Regions from separate parts of the Homo sapiens genome. Here region 1 is linked to region 2. A link is a loop called in an ENCODE intact Hi-C map of the cell type or tissue named here. Cell type or tissue: Caco-2. All regions are shown on one strand. Each heading gives the region's core, and the rest is flanking DNA. Links, peaks and the distances in the headings are about the cores only. Region 1 overlaps UNC5C (unc-5 netrin receptor C). Region 2 overlaps UNC5C (unc-5 netrin receptor C).

Region 1 (2,925 bases), core at 326-2,825, 51 kb after region 2:
CAGCAGTTAGTAAGGAATTATTTGGCTTTTTAAAATGTCATGTTTTACTATTATGGTAAAAATATATTACACATTTACTTAATCTATAAATTAAAGTAATTCCATTATGTTGTTAATGTATTGTTAAATACATTCATTTTAAAATAAATTGTTAATTCAATAAAGACTTCAAAGCAGATTTTTATAAAAATTGAATACAAAATGCAGCAAGCATATTTCATTGTCATAGGATATTCAGATGCTTCTGAAATATCTAATCTACTATGTGCTTTAAATGGCTGGAAGTATTTTTGAGACTTCTGTGAAATGAAAATACTTCTGATTGTCTAGCTAAAATTCTCTGTCTATAAGATACCAAAATTTTTCACCTGCAACTTTCCTTTTCTGTTCTGTATCACATAAATGCATTCAGTCTGTTTTCATTAGTGCTTTTGTCTTTGGAGTCAATCATTCTAAATATAAAATATTAAAACATGATGAACTATAGAATCTTTTTGAATTGCTCATCTTCTGTATGTTAGATTTCTAAGGGAAATCTTCCTCTCTCAATAGTAAAGCATTTGTTACCAAGTATTAAAAAGCAGCACAGTCAGTATTATTTGATATATACTAACTGAACACTGAACCGTTTAATAAGAAAGAGAATCAAGTTTGGCCTTTCAATACACTGAAATATTTGTGCTTAGGGCACTGAAATATTTCTAATATAAAAATGTGTAAAAATTTATTTCTGGGTTTACATTATACACAAGAGAGCAGAAAATATATACAAGAGAGATTTTTAAAGACAGAAAGACATTTCTCTTCAAATATGAGATAAGGGTGATCTACAGCATGTAAGTATAACCTTAAGTATAACATGGAATAACCTTCCTGAAGATTAGAGGGTTGAGAATAATACCCCCTTTCACTTGGGAGCCTATGATTTGACTCACACCCACATCATTTAGAGAAATGAACAGACTGAGATAGCCAATGCTAGCAGAGCTACCCATGATCCGAATTTACAAAGAGGCAGGTGAAGTACACAGTTTGACAAGTTAGTTTTTTTAAATAACAATTGACTTATATTCTAGATTATTTGATTCTCTTATTTCAAGCCACTGTCAATGCTTTATCCTCACATAGTTCAAAACGCTTTGCAAGAACTTTCCTATCTATCAGATTAGTTCCACCTCACACAATCATTAGGAGGTTAAATAACAAGCATTACTATTCTCATTCCAATGACAAAAAAGACTCAAAGGAGGTAAATGACTTCTTTGCTCTTTGTTTATCTTTAGGAAAAAAAATGAAAATATGACTCAGGACTCTTGTATTTCCTGTCTAATCTTTGCACTCTCATCCATCACTCCCAACCTGCAGACATCAAACAGTTCAAGGGACTCAGGATAAGGTTAAAATGTCCACATTCTTAACTCCAAATTCAAATCCAGCATTATCTTCAGAAGGAATCAAGAATATATCCTACACATATGTATAACTCTATTTTTCAAATGTGCATTAATGTTGCTCTGATGAATAAAATACACACTTGTGTAAAAGCTTTCTATTGCATTCACAATTGCCTTTTATCTTTATGTATCCTCAAATCAATGGATATTAAAAGTACAACTACTTAGTGAAGGTGGGCACAATTTTTTGGTACTGAAAAAAAATATCCTCTATGAGTCCAGTTGGGGGATATGTCTCTTGGACAGGCCCTCATTGACCAGGCAAACTAAATCAAGCACCCACTCTGCCCACCATTCCCTATCTCAGTCCTTTCTCCTCTTCATTGCATTCACAAGCATTCTATCTATTTCTTGACTTGTTTGAGGATCTGCTCTGCTCCATTCCTCACCTGTCACAAGAGGCTAATGTCTGTCAGGGCATAAGCAGTGCTGCTCTTGTATGCCTCTATGTGCGCCTAGGGCTGGCCTGACATCAATGAGGGGCTTTGTGTAGCTCAGCTGACTTAACGTTAAACCAATGTTTCCACACCCAATCTCCCAGTGGGCTGATGGCTCTACCCTCTTATAGTAGATGATCACAGTGTAAGCAGAAAATCAACCATGGCAATGAAAATAGTGACTGCTAGTGATTTTGGGGTGTTTAGCATGCCATGTTAGTACCTTACTATGTATTATATAATACTTGTACCCCAGCCTGTAAGGAGGGTATTACTCCTTCTTCTTTGCAGATGACACCGCTGATTTTCAGAGAAGTTAGGCACTGTTGTCCTGGACTGATGCACCTCTTAATTATATCTGCATGTTCCTAAAACCAGCCCTAATCCACTGGGTTGTAATGTCCCTGTACCACTCTAAATGCATGATACCTCCTACTAGGTCCCAGTCTCATTAATGAAAAGAAAAAAGGAAAAAAGACAAATGGATTTCACCCAAGGGGTTACCTGCCTTCTCTTACTTATGCACATTTATTTAAGACTCCACCTCTTCTTTAGAATTCAACAGATGTTTCAGCGTTCACTAAAATACCCCATTATTTTTCAGTGAGGAAGAGAAGAGGGTGGAGTCAGAGATGCTCACAAAGGGAAGTTTGTGATGCTGAATCAGACTCAGAGCTGAAGTGCAGGCAAAAGATGCTGCTACCGCCCAGAGCAGAATGAAAGAGCCACTTTGTTAGTACTGGGGGAGAGTGTTAGGGGATGCAGCGTTTAGCTAGAAGAAAGTCAAGCCTCAGGCAGAAATCAGGGCAATTATTGAACAGATCTGGGGGCATCACATTCACTCTGAACACTAGAGATGATGGCCTTCTGCTCAGAAGCAAATGACAGCATTCAAATGTGGATCCTACCCCAATCAAGCCCCCACCCTGCTCGCCCAGTGTACAGAATCAAAGGGAGTTGGACACTCAGCCTAGCTCTGCCTCAGGGTTGACAAATGTGAGATCAGCCCCTCCTCACCACCACCTGGTTCCCTC
Region 2 (2,925 bases), core at 154-2,653:
TTATTAAAAAGCTATTATTAAAAAACTAAAATACTGTCCAGGCCTGTTGTCTCATGCCTGTAATCCCAGCACTTTGGGAGGCTGAGGCCAGAGGATCGCTTGAGCCCAGCAGTTCGAGGTCAGCCTGATCAACATAGCAAGACCTCTGTCTCTACAAAAAATTAAAAAAAGGAAGAAATAGCCAGGTTTGGTGGTGCATGCCTGTGGTCTCAGCTACTGGGAAGCCTGAGGTGAAGGGATCACTTGAGCCCAGGAGGTTGAGGCTGTAGTAAGCATGATCAAGCCACTGTACTCCATCCTGGGTGACAGAGCAGGGCCCTGTCTCAAAACAAAAACAAAAACAAAAATGACAACCACAAAAAACACTAATAGTAACATATGTTAGTAGCTAAAATTTTACAGTAAAGAATGAATGTGTGTGTGTGTGTGAATCACATACAGTGTTCAAAAACAGATAAATGGGATAATGCTATACATGTTCTGTGTCTTGACTACTGCTTTTTAAATAAATACTCTGCCTCACTTGATCCATCCCTTACAAACTTGGTGCTATCATAAACCAATTATGTGCCAACTGCTGACCTACTATGTTTAGTATAAGCTACCATCATACAATATTTACAAAAAAACAAGCAACAAAAAAAACACCACTGCACATTTATGGCTTTGGTAATGTTTACATGGTACCAAAATTTTGGCAGGTGTTTTACAACAAAAACAAAAAAGCATCACAATCCTTATTAATGCAGTTTCTACCTTTAGCTTAAAGTAGATCAATTCTAGATCCATGTGTGTCCTTTTTTAAAATCATAGTTTCCTTGTGGCATGTGATAGAATTCATTTTTTTGTGGCTTTGCAAGAAGAGTGTTAACTCTGTTGAGAGAAAATGTTCATTATAAACCACATTTATTTCATCCTTTTTGATGGAGCAAATGACATTCTTCCAAAATTTATTATTTTGAAGGATAATATACCCAATATACTGAAGAAGATGGTAAGGGTATGAGTCACCTCTAGCAATGAACAGTGCTGGTTAATATTTCACATTTTTACCTCTCCTGCCCTTAGAAATCACAATACTTGACACCAGGTCACAAAATTATTAAAACTTCAAGTGGCTACACTTCCTTCTCCACGTGAGTCCTCACTTCTCCTTAACATTTTACTCTGGCAATCCCTTCAGGCTTCTGGCCTTTTCTCCCTCCCTTTGACCCTCATAACTAATTAAATCTGGACAAGTCTTTGGTGAAAATAGTTTCCTTTAAAGTTATTCATTCAAAGTTCCCCTTAAGGCATTCTTTGTCACTTTAGCCCAGCCTGCAATCTTTACATGAAGTTGAAAGAAGTGAGCTATTTTTATAAGATAAAAAAATCTTGCAAGACCTAAATCTACTTTAGGGCCACAGATAAAGACTAGATTTTGAAATATGACAAATGTTTCCACAGCCATGAAACTGTTATTCTGTAGAAGTCTGCAGATAAATAAAAAGTTCCAAGGACTCTGGCTATGCTTAAAGGCAGTTAAAGTTTTAAGATTTCATGTTGTATTTGGAGGTAGTTATATTTGAGGTCTGTAATTAAATTCTACATCAAAAGTAAAAGATTAACCAACCAGTATAGTTGAAGTCATGCCCAATAAGTTTGTTTTGGAAATCATATTGGATTTAAGAATTAAGTAGCTAGTATCCATTTATCAGAAGACAAAAGTGAAGATTGAATGATATAAGAAATTAAGTCTGGGGCTATGCCATGGCTTAAGTATTTTCACTGTTGAGATAAAATAAAAACTTGCCAAGTTGCCAATTACTTTAGACCTACTTCTACATTGTACAAATAAACAGAAAATAATGTTTTATTTGTTTACAAATTTAAGAATCAGGCATGTAACTTCTTTTGTTGGCCAAAGGTGTTCAGCTCTAGGGCAAAAAAAATTGGATGAGATTTAACGACAAGCTTCAGCATCATTTGTTAAACTAGAGAAGTGTTTTCTCAGTTTAATAATTGCTACCTATACTGTTTCTAAAAAAAAAAAAGGTGAGAGAAGTTTTCTTTATGAAGCCATTTTTCTACATTATTTAATAATATTACCTTCTCATTTTTCAGCTACCCTCTGGGACGCAACTTTTTAAAGCTCCCTGTGTTTTTCCTAGATGAAAACTTGGGTTTTGAAACTTTGAGTGTGTCCCAAGACTATCCATCTGTTTAATAGAAGAGCTAGGAAAGGAATCTAGGTACCTCTGGCTTGGTAAGCCTGACTGCTGTAAACATGACACTGCCTCCCAAAATGTGAAAGCTTGGTTTTGAAAATAATTCTCTAACAGTATTATGGTTAGTAACAATATTGAAAAAAATATTTTAAAGAATAACAAATACTTAAGAAGCACTTACAATATGCCAGGTATCCTACTAAGGACTTGGATATTTTCCCTCATTTAATTCTCACAATAGCACCGTGGGTAATATCATTACTGCCATTCTGAAGATTAAAAAACAGGCACAGAGAAGTCCATTAACTTGCCCAATGTTTATAAAGCTAGTAAGTAGCAAACATTCCCTTTTTGCTTGACAAATACTCAATACATAGACTTAGAGAACCATCTGATGAATAATAAACTCTGTGGAGTTTCCCAAGGAGATACCAACATCTATTTATTAGTTATAGGTCTAAACGAGAAATATACAGATGTTACCTTTTCAACAATACGTTTATACATGCTATATATACTGGTCTCTTCAGAGATTACAATGACATGTTCTTATTATTCTTTCATTTGCATTACTTTCTAATTTATTTAACCAATATATTTATAAAAATGTTTTAAAAGTTATCTGTGAATTTAAAATTACTGGTAATCTGTAAGTTAAAGGAAAAAGACTTAGCAAATCATTGTCCACAATATGAAGAGGAGCAGTAAGACACGAATG

Evidence for each region. A loop is a pair of places that touch in the nucleus more often than their neighbours do. Peaks named below come from ENCODE experiments on the same cell type or tissue, not always from the same donor. Only the 100,000 strongest peaks of a DNase experiment are listed, where the experiment ranks them.
Region 1: a loop joins it to region 2, with 7 times the contacts of the local background. A loop is called at or near these places in 1 of 110 quality-filtered maps.

Annotation. Positions count from the first base shown.
Region 1 is chr4:95,407,990-95,410,914 of GRCh38, forward strand. The region is part of intron 1 of UNC5C (unc-5 netrin receptor C); the gene reads right to left. All of the region lies in intron 2 of LOC124900736 (a long non-coding RNA gene), which reads left to right. Among named protein-coding and RNA genes, the nearest start is that of UNC5C, 140 kb to the right of the region's middle. In Caco-2, for the core only: no CTCF peak of the experiment used is centred there; a DNase peak (open chromatin) is centred at 1,362.
Region 2 is chr4:95,357,466-95,360,390 of GRCh38, forward strand. The region is part of intron 1 of UNC5C (unc-5 netrin receptor C); the gene reads right to left. Among named protein-coding and RNA genes, the nearest start is that of UNC5C, 190 kb to the right of the region's middle. In Caco-2, for the core only: no CTCF peak of the experiment used is centred there; a DNase peak (open chromatin) is centred at 1,186.